Linked DNA regions of Homo sapiens: region 1 is linked to region 2. Evidence: chromatin loops called from intact Hi-C (ENCODE). Cell type or tissue: CD14-positive monocyte. All regions are shown on one strand. Each heading gives the region's core, and the rest is flanking DNA. Links, peaks and the distances in the headings are about the cores only.

Region 1 (5,377 bases), core at 195-5,194, 55 kb after region 2:
CATCCGCCCATCCATTCATTCATCCATTCTGTTTTTATTCAGCAAAGTGGAAAGCAGGATAAAATGTGAATAATGCCCCATTGTGGGAGGATGCAGGGCACTCATCCATCAATGGTGGGAATGTAAATTAATGAAGCTTGTATGGAAGGCAATTGGGAAGTACTTAACAAAAATTTTAAAGGCACATTCCTTCTGACTACTTCTAGATATCCATCCTATAGAAATACTTGCATTTGTACATGAGATGTTTTGACTGGTAAAAAAAAAAGCTGAAAATTATCTAAATGCCAGTGTGGTAGAGACTGCTAGGCTAATATCTGATTTTCTCTCTCTTCTAAAGCAGTTGTAGCTGAGCACATGGCCCAGTTTCCTTTCCAGTGAAGTCTGTCCTGCAGCCAAATTCTGGCCAGCGCGACATGGTCAGAGGTGCAGCGTCCACGTTCTTGGAGCATGACATGATCAGAAGTGCAATGTCCATGATCTTGGAGTGTGACATGATCAGAGGTGCAGCGTCCACGTTCTCAGAGCATGATGTGGTCAGAGGTGCAGCGTCCACGTTCTCGGGGCGTGACGTGGTCAGAGGTGCAGTGTTCACGTTCTTGAAGCGTGACATGATCAGAGGTGCAGCGTCCATGTTCTCAGAGCATGACATGATCAGAAGTGCAATGTCCATGATCTTGGAGTGTGACATGATCAGAGGTGCAGCGTCCACGTTCTCGGAGCATGATGCGGTCAGAGGTGCAGCGTCCACGTTCTCGGAGCATGATGTGGTCAGAGGTGCAGCGTCCACGTTCTCGGAGCATGATGTGGTCAGAGGTGCAGTGTCCACGTTCTCGGGGCGTGACGTGGTCAGAGGTGCAGAGTTCACGTTCTCGGAGCAGGAAGTGGTCAGAGGTGCAGCGTCCATGTTCTCGGAGCGTGACGTGGTCAGAGGTGCAGCGTCCACGTTCTCGGAGCACGATGTGGTCGGAGGTGTAGCGCCCACGTTCTCGCAGCGTGACGTGGTCAGAGGTGCACTTGAGCACGCTTCCTCCTGGAGCCGGAGCTTGCAGGCTGCGCTCACAGGTCCCCAGGGGTTGGGGGAAGCATGCTCCTCTCCTCCCCCACCCACTTCCATGCTGCTGCCAAGGGAAAGAAGGGCCAAAAGACGTCCTTTAATTGGGCAGGATCACCCCCCACGCTGACAGGAGAAAGGATTTTGGCAGCAGCCTGGGACATGGGTGTATCTTTTTACCCCCAGAACACTGCGTGCTATTTATTTACCTCCTATAATGTTCTGGGCTTAGCGAACAGCATCTGAATACAACTTGCCCAGCCCTGACCCTACAGCCACCTGACCCTACAGCCACCTCACAACGTCCTCTGCGCCACCATCAGTGAAACGGGGGCTGCTGTCATCTTTACTACCTTCTAGGTACAACCCCGAGGGTCCCAGGGCTGCAAAGTGGCATGAAATGAAAGATATTTTAACACACCATGTTCTCAGGTCTTGCTTTTTGAGCTGAAATCTATTTTCCACATTTGCCAAAATCAAAATCAAAATCTCCATTTTAAATTCTGAGATGCAAAGTTCAGGAAGATGATCCGTCATAACCATGAGGTACTGCTGCACTAGGACAGCACTGGCAGTCTCTCCCTCCACGCCCCGTGATCTGTGGGCGGCGAGCACCAGGTTACCGGCAGGGTCCTCGTGGCCCAGTCCTGCTGGGGCTGGACCATCTCCACCTCCTAGCGTGCGTCCAGGAGGCAGCACGGCACAGGGCCATGGATGGCCCCAGTTGGTCTCTGCTCTAGGACTTTAAATTCTAAGAGGGGCTTTCACCCCGTAACAGCCACTGGGATGCTGCGCCACAGAACAGCTTTCCCAGCCCCGCCTGCTCTGGGAAGCCTGCTTGGATGTGGGCCTCTGTGGTCGCTTCTCTGTGAGCGGCGTCTGTCCCTCTCAGCACCAGGGCCATTTGGGGCCGGGCCGCTCCTTGTGGGGCTGCCCTGTGCACCACACAATCTTCCGCAGCACCACCCAGCCACCCCCACACCTAGATGTGACAATCTCCAGGTTGCTGGACATTGCCAAATGTCCCAGTGTCCCCTGAGGGGAAAAGTTTCCCTGGTTGAGAACCGCTGCCTTGGAGGAGAGGCGATTTCCTTTCAAACATGAGCTGTATACATTACAGTTAGTGAGACTGCAACAATTTGGAAGTCTGTATCCCTCAGGGAATATAAAACCAACTCTATTAAGCCACAGTGTGGAAAATGACCTTTGATAGCGAATCCTGATTAGAACACGGGATGCAGACCTCATTTCCCATCTCAGAGGTCCTGGGTCGTTTGTCAAGCTCCAGGCCAGAATTATGGCCCCTGCAAACCAGCAAAGGGCAGCCTGCAGCCTCACAGCCCCGGCTGCAGGGGCAGAAACAACGCCCACAGTAGAGTCACTCCTCGTTGTCCTGTGGAATATTCCTCTGTCATCCTGACTGCACCAACCCACACCAGCCCAGAATTGAAAAGCCCCCTGTATACACGGAAGGCTGCTTGGAACACTCAAGAGCTTGTGGCCAATGGTTTTCATTTCTTCTTGATCCAAAACTAAAAGTACAGAGAATAATTCCTAATCAAAGCGTCTCTTCTTTTTCTCCAAGAATCATATTCAAGGCCATGTTTTCTTTTCAAACAAAGAAATAGAAATGGGTTTTAGATAATTTCTTCATTACAATCCACTTTATCTGTCAGGTTATATTAAACATCAGGGGAAGAGTCCGCCTGCCTCACCAGTCTGTCGCCGCAGCCTGAGTTAGCCACCAAGGCAGCCATGGCCGGGAGAGCCCAGCCCACTGAAGCCTGCAGGCTGTCTTCCCACAGAGGGGCAGCCCAGCAGCCCGCCAGCCTCCAAGGAGCTTCCCACAATTCTACATCTCAGGGATTTCTGGTGGAAAGACTGAAACTGGGTTTTGGCTTAAGTTAAATGTGAGCGTTTTATCCCTTTAAATTACAGAGCAGAAGACAAAACGCAAAACCCCTCACATACCAAACAGATGAGTACAAAGAAGAGAACGGCATGTCCCAGGGGAGGCAAGGGGCGTGGTGGCAAGGCATGGCAGGAAGAAGCCCTGGCCTCAGCAAGTTTGCATCCCAGTGGGTGAGGTGGGCAGAACGACACGGTGCCGCCACCCCGTGCTCCAGCTGAAAAGGCAAGCGCAAGTGTCGTGGGGGCGGCTTCTTCTCCCACGGCCCCTCCTCAGATCCAGGCACAGCAGCTCTGACACTGCAGAGGAGGGAACGGGGGGCACACTGGGCAGGTGCAGACAGTCGCCCTCTGGAAGGGCAGGTGGGGTGTCCCAACCCCAACTCCAACCCACCACAGGCTGAGCAGGTAGATGTGATGAGCCTGGAAATTTCTGGCCTCACCACTGTTGGGATGGGAGAACCTGGCCTCGCCGCTGTTGCGATGGTAGAACTCGCAAGCATCTCTGTGGATAGCTGGGATACACAGGAAGACTGCCATCAGCTGAAGGACATGGATCTCCAGGTGGCCTTACCCAAACCTGATTTGGCCATTTCATTAGCCCTGCAAAGATACCATCCTACTTTATACAAACTGGGGTATTTAGCACCTACTAATCAGATCATAGCAGCATTTTCCTCAACATAAAGAAAAATGCCAACTATGCCAGGCAGTAAACATGAGGAAGGGGTGGGTTGCCATGTCTCCTCTCTCCTGACCCTTCCATCCTGGCACTCATGGCCCCCACCTCTCAGGACATGGCCTGGCTTCTCACTTAACAGGAGACAGGCTCCAAGGGGAACCAGCTCTCATGTCCAGCTTCAAAGCTCCACCACATTTGTATTCACCTCTCCTTCCCTCCCACGTCTCAGAGAAGAGTGCTTGGGCTTGCCAAGTCAAATGCTGTATCTCTGTCCTGAATTAATCTTCTCATACCTTCCCATTTCTCATCCTTTACTCCACTGATTTATACTTTCTTCAGCAACCCCCTTTCTCCTATCTACAAACATAAGTTACCTCTTGCAGAAACTAAACATCCCTGCTTAGCCTTGTTCTTTCTTCGAGGTCTCCCCAACAGACAGGCTCCTCTAATCACATGCTCTCTATGTATTTATTGCAAAAATTGTATTACAGAGAAAGCTAGAAAAAACAGTGTTATTCAGTAGTATCACCAAACTTCTGGAAAGATTAGTCTATTCCAGTCCCTAGTCCCTTACCTCCTGTTTAGTCATTAAAATCTAGTTTCCACACCTGTACATAGATACGCAAATCAATATGCATGTGTTTACAGCTTACTACACACAAATGCATCACTTAGCTAAGTCCACGGAGAGGGCCTAGGCCTAGTAACACTAATGCTCCAGTAGTAACGAGCACACAAAGAGGCCACATCTTGGTTTCTAAATCCCACTCTCAAAAAAGCCAAAGATCCTTGGAAAAATGGTTGATCCAGGGCTGTGGTAGAGAAAATGCTAGAAGGTGTGTCAGTGGTCAAAGTTGAAACAATTTCAGTAACAAAATAAATAATGATAATAATAATGGATTATAACCCAAGAAGTAAAATAAATATTAGTGGCTCCATATGGATATAAACAAACAACCAAGTAAATAAACAACAAGAGAAGCAACAATTCTTTCATACAGAAGAATTCCAGTTACTAAACGTGGAAGGAAATAGGGAGGTACAGCACCACCATTAGAACACCAGGATAGTAATTACACATGAATGTTAGAATTAGGGCATGGCAGTTTAAGGAGAAACAGGATATCTGCATACTCTCAAAGTATCTCCTTCAAATGCTTATGAATTATAAAGAAAATAACAACTTCACATTGGAGAAACACACAAGGCACCACTTCAGCCTAGTGATCAAGGTTGGTATCTGCAGTAATAAGAATCACACACACCACGCACCCCCAAACCTGATGCACTGAGAATAACCCATCTGCATTATTCTTCCCAAAACTTTGATCCTCAATCTCATCATGAGAACACATCAGACAAACCCAAAGTGAGGGACATCCTCCAAAACACCTGAGCAGCATCTTACAATGTCATGGTCATGAAAGACAAGAACAGCTGAGGAACCATCCCAGGCTGGGAGGACCAGAGGACAAGGCAGCCAATGTGGGTGGGGGCCTGGGCTGGACCACAAGACATACAGAGGATTACAGCGGCAAGGCTGCTGGCACCAAGGAGGCTGTGTGTGGTTGGCAGTGCTGTAACAACATATGTTTCCTAGATTTGATCGCTGTGCTGAGGTCATGTAAGAGGTTGACACTGGGTAGCTGGATGAAGGACACACAGGAACTCTCTGTGCTGCCTCTGCAACTCTCGTGTACATTTAAAATTATTTCAAATTGTTTTTTAAAAAT
Region 2 (5,377 bases), core at 53-5,052:
TCCACGGAGGTAACGCTTATGAGCATCAACCACAGGAAACACACACACAACACACAGCAAGCTTCCACCTCCCCCAGTAGCTCTGGGGTGTGCCTTGCCCTGGAGGAGCCCATTTACAGCCAGCTTGTTTGCGACAACTTCAGATTCTCCGTGCTCCTTGGCCCGATTCAAATATTAATGTGTTTTTACCTAAGAAACTATCAATAACATGGACTGTGTTTATACTACATACCGACAGAGCTAAGATGGGAATAATACTCAGGCTGCCTGAAGGAAGCCAAGCTGTCAGGAAGTGGGACAGCCACAGAGGACTGGAGTTTCTCACGTGAAAATGCCTGCAGAACTCTGGTCCTCTCACCCCGTGACCCCTTGAGAGCCAGGGCTGCTCGGTTCTAATTCAGTACAGGGCTTCCACGACTGCGGTGCTGAGGAACAGCTATGGGGCAACGGCTGGGGCTGAGATCCCCGGAAACCAAGGTGTTCCAGGATCAAGGGAAAACAGTGCCTGATGGCTGCAAGAGGCATTAGTTTCCCGCTAAATACACCGTTTATTTTCACATGCGACTGCTGGGTCCTCACCTATTCTTATTCTTGTCGGGGATGTAGAATGGCTTTGTGGCAAACCCATAAAACTCAGTTCTTTAAAAAAAAATAAAAATAAAAAAATAAATAAATAAAGTGATTCTTTTAAATTACAAAGAACCAATACTTAAATGACCCACCATTATATCTTTCCTGCCATCTGACTTGTTCTTTCTATATAAAGAAGCCATGCCCTTGACCCAGAGCCTTCCCCTACATCCCAGAGTCCACCGTGTCAATTTCCACGTGTGTTCACAGGGTGGAGGAATCACTGGCCAGCCAGAAACCAGCCGCTGCCTCTGCAAACAGGGACAGGAGGGCTCAGCACTTACTACTCAGTGACAACCCCCGAAGAGCTGACCCTATGTGAAACACAGGCCAGCGATACCCTGGGGGAACGGTGCTGCTGTAGGCTCCAGGGCCGCCTCGCGCAGATCATTTAAGAATCAGTCAATCCCCGTGACAGGGACAAAACCGAGGTGGCTCCAGAGCTCTGACATGGCTGCACGCCTGGTGACCCAAAGCCAAGCCCTGACTCTCTTCCAAAGTACAAGTGAGAGAAGAGATCAGCTAGAAGGAGGTCTAAACTGGGCTGGAGACCAAGATAAGCCACGCACAATCATAGCCCCTTCTGCAACCCAAAGACGCAAACAAAAGTCCCTCCAGCGCAGTGCAGGGGCTTTGCTGGAATAACGCAGACATTAATTTCTCTTGCCTTCCCATAGCAATAGGTCTCTCCCTATAAGGAGGTTTCTGAAAGCTAGAGTTGGGATCGAAATTTAGTCAAATGGGCGATCCAAGCCCAGTGTATTTAGATTCTATCTCAGGCGAGGTTTTACTCCAAGTCTTGAAGAAACTGCCAAACGTCTCAGCTGCTGCAGAGGCCCCACGCGAGACAGCGTGGCAAAATGTACTCTTAAAAATATCCACAAGAAGGGGCCCTTTTTGAGTAAGTTCTGTGTATTTTAGACTTGGGAAATTCTTCCTATTAAAAATTTTGGAACCTTTTCCTGAGTTCCTTTTCGGCAGCACCAGGCCTAGCTCGTTGGTACCCTCCGGGAAGAAGGGAACCGCAGGGCGGCCACGGGGAGGAAGTGTTGTCTTGGGGTGGCAGCCACGAGCTGACCCTACGATGAGGGAACCGAAGGCAAAGCTGAAGATTCTATTTGCCAATTTAAAAAATCCCTCTAAGTTATCTTGTCAGTTAAAAAAATTAATTAAAACAAAAAACTGAAATGCACAGTCCTCCATCTGCCTAAGTCCTCACCCTTCCTCCTAGCTCAGGCCACCCGGCAATGTCACCGGAGGATCTGAGAAAGATTTAGACTATGGGCACAATTATCACCCTCCCCGCTTAGATGTGTGTTATTATCCTTCCTGCCCTGGAGGGGAGACAGTTGAGGTTCAGAAGGTTCTGAAACTCACCCCCAGCTACCCTGCTGGCTAAGTGGCTGGGCATAAGAACCCTCCTCTGCACCCAAAGACCACAGTGGGCTGAGGCAACAGGATCCTGGTGCATCTCAGCCACATAAAAAATCACACACAAGTGTGTACCCCTGACAACTGAGAGCGCACGCTCAATGCACTGACTCAAACTCAATTAGGGAAATCAGGAAGAAAAGAGGAAAACAGAGTAAGGTGAAAGCTCATAAAAAGAAAGGGAGCCGGAGGGGCTGTGTGAGTGAGGCCCCCCGGGGGGAGGGTGAGGGGGGAAGGGAGCTGCAGGATCCACCCTGCCACAGGCTAAGAAGGAACTTCCTCTGTGACTCTTACGACTCACCTGACGTGTGTGCAAATTCCTAATATGTAAAATAAAGACAATCTAAAAATAGCATAAACGGCAAAAATGAAAAGTATACGTATCACAGGTCACGGTTCCGCTCTGACTGGACAACATCCGCCTACAGCAGCCCTGCCGAGATGTCCTCCACTAATCCCCTTCTAGCCCGGACCGCCTCTGAGGGTCAGAGGGTGTCAGCAACTGTTTTTCAGGACAGATGAGTTCAGAATCAGGGCTAGAAACAAACCACCGTCTATCCAGTTGTCTTCCTAAGCATTTAAACCGTGGTGGTTTCTGCACCCAATATGTAAAGTTAAACAGACTTCGTGTACATCCCTGTCTCTCGCTGGACCCCTCCCTCCTACCAACTGAACTCTCCCTTTCCGCTCTTCTCCACCGACGGCTCCAGTTGTACTTAGGGAAGCTGACGTGCCCAGAACACCATTCTGGAAGTCATTGCACAACAGCATTTCAGCTTCTTGTGATTGCGACATTTATCAATTAAGTCGTCTGATAAGAACCAGACTTTTGATCCAGCTGCTTTATGGGCCGTGTGTCTGTGCCCATTAACTTAATAGAAGCAGATGGACACGATGAGAACACCGCTGGCTGAAGGCTACTGAGCAGAAATCCAGCCAGAGGCGTGGAAAATGTCCACGAGGAGCGAGTTTCCCACAGCAGATGAGAGCCGCAACAGCATGGAGTCGGGCCAAGGAGTGGAGCCTGGGTACCCCCGACTCCTGCAGAGCCTTAAGCCACCGCAAAAACTGGGGGCTAAGGAAGAGCACCCCGAGAACGGAGCTCACTCCTGGCATTCTGGTGGCAAACAAGTGAACTCACATAGATTTTCCAATGAACTTGGAAATGCACACTGCGTTGTTCAACATGCTTGAAACACAGTTTGTCCACAGACTCCTGAACTAGCTGGGGGGTGGGAAACTATGCCAAGAGCTGGTTCAATCTGTCCCACTTGCTGCTTTTATCTGCTTGTGTTCCTGGTCTATGGTTGCGACGCTAGGTCAGCAGCCTCCAGACATGCGCCACTGAGGGTCTCTCCCAACCGCCCTTAAGAGGCTTCCGCAAGCAGATGAACCCCACTGTGTCGGAGGGGCAGTGCCTGCGGTCACGGAATTGCACATCTCAATGTTCACACAGGAAAACTCCGACCGCGACGGAATCTTATCCCCCACCTGTGACGACGTCAGTGCACGTAGGCACGGCAGAAGCATGAGGAGATCCGCACGCTGCTTGCGCCAAGGAGTTCCTCGCCGACTGCAAGTCTCTCTCTTCGGTTCTCCCAGAAAGCCACGGAGGCGCCACACTTTCACAGGACAAAACAGTTGCCTGTTGACCTGGCCAGAGCCCTCAACAAGACACCAGACAATGGGAGGACAGTGAGAGTGTCCTGGGATGTATTTTCATTTACCTCATGGACAATTTTGGTGTTTCTACAGGCAGAAGTTGAAACCACTGAATGGAAAGCCAGCTTACGGGCGCACACATGAGCTCCAGCCCTCATGCCTAGTCCGGCAGGACCATTCAGCTTGGGGTCTGTGATGAGGCTGAGGACAGCCATGGGCTCAGAAGGTGCATCTCAGCCCACGGCTGTGTTTCTGTATCAATTAACAGCACGGCTTCTCCAGTGACTATGACAGGTACAAACTGTATGTCTTGGTTTTGTGCTAAACCACAAAGATATGGTCCAAACACCTGGCGATGTCCAGTCCATGCCAGCACACAGATGTTTGGTTCCAAGACAACCAAGAGCAAAACCCATTCGCAGGCGCCGCGGCCAGACACCGCACATGAGGTGCCACGACAGTTGTTCCTTCTCTGAGGTCTCGTGATTTTACCGTCCTGATCCTCAGTCAATATTTTATTCTTTTAAGAGACCAGGTCTTGCCCCACTCTGCTGTGTGGGCTGGAGTGCAGTGGCATGATCTCAGCTCACGGTAGTGGTGAACTCCCGGGCTCTAGTCATCCTCCTGCCTCCTTCTCCCGAGAAGCTGGGACCATAGGCGCACCACCATACCAGGCTAATTTTTTGAAGAAAGTTTGGTACAGACTGGGTGTTGCTATGTTGCCCAGGCTGGTCTCAAACTCCTAGTCTCAAGTGATCCTCCCGCCTGGGCCCCTTGAAACGCAGAATGACCATTCTTTAATCGTGTGGGGTGTATGGAAAATGTGATGAAGAAAAACACAAAAGAATTAAAATGGAAGGAAAACTTTAGAAAGACTATTTCTTTGTGATTTTTCTAACTGCTGCTTTCAAATGAGATGGGAAAATGACTGTTCCAAAGGGTGCCAAGCAGATAAACAGCTGATCATTTTCCTTCTTCAGAGCTCCTGGGTTGCATTCGGTTTGCTAAGGAAGAACATAGGATTAGGGGAAGCAGTTTCACATACCCTGAAGGAGGTTAATTTTCTATCTGACATCAATTTTTATCTGTCATTAACATCAGGCTCCTAACAGCGGCTCCCAAGATCAGAGATGTCACTGGCCTAGCACCTTGCGGCACAGAAAGAGTGACTCGGTGTGATTTTAAAGTAATGTTGGTAATTTGATTAATCCATGAAAAACAGTATTTTTCAGAGTTGTTATATGATCAAAGTAAAATGGCAAACTTTTATGGTATGGAGTAGATACAAATGCCCTTAGGTTTTGTCTTTTCCCATTTGATAAACTGCATAATGAAATAACACTTTAACCCCAGCCACGGATGCTCGCTACACAGAAACCTGCTAGGGAAAGAGCTCCTTCCCTCTTCAGCCTCTGGCGTTCACCTTTTCTTTATACAGTTCCAAAGTCACTCCAGCAATACATCTATTTCTGCCATTCCTGCAGAAAACATTCTCAAAGTTAAAAATAGATCCAAAAGTCCAAGCTATGCTTATTTAAGACTTCATCACACCATTTACAAAAATTAACTCAAAACGGACCAAAGGCCTAGACGTAACAGCTAAAGCTATAAAAGTGCTGGAGTCGGCGCAGGCGTCAAACTTCATAACCTTGGA

The links. A loop is a pair of places that touch in the nucleus more often than their neighbours do. Peaks named below come from ENCODE experiments on the same cell type or tissue, not always from the same donor. Only the 100,000 strongest peaks of a DNase experiment are listed, where the experiment ranks them.
Region 1: it touches region 2 in a loop (1.9-fold over the local background); 12 of 110 quality-filtered maps call a loop at or near these places.

The regions. Positions count from the first base shown.
Region 1 is chr17:80,722,653-80,728,029 of GRCh38, reverse strand. All of the region lies in intron 4 of RPTOR (regulatory associated protein of MTOR complex 1), which reads right to left. Among named protein-coding and RNA genes, the nearest start is that of RPTOR, 180 kb to the right of the region's middle. RefSeq lists an enhancer at 1,298-2,258. In CD14-positive monocyte, for the core only: no CTCF peak of the experiment used is centred there; no DNase peak of the experiment used is centred there.
Region 2 is chr17:80,777,677-80,783,053 of GRCh38, reverse strand. The region is part of intron 6 of RPTOR (regulatory associated protein of MTOR complex 1); the gene reads right to left. Among named protein-coding and RNA genes, the nearest start is that of CHMP6, 210 kb to the left of the region's middle. RefSeq lists enhancers at 2,365-2,564, 3,081-3,581. In CD14-positive monocyte, for the core only: no CTCF peak of the experiment used is centred there; DNase peaks (open chromatin) are centred at 1,663, 2,393 and 2,803; H3K4me3 peaks cover 2,195 bases; H3K27ac peaks cover 1,892 bases.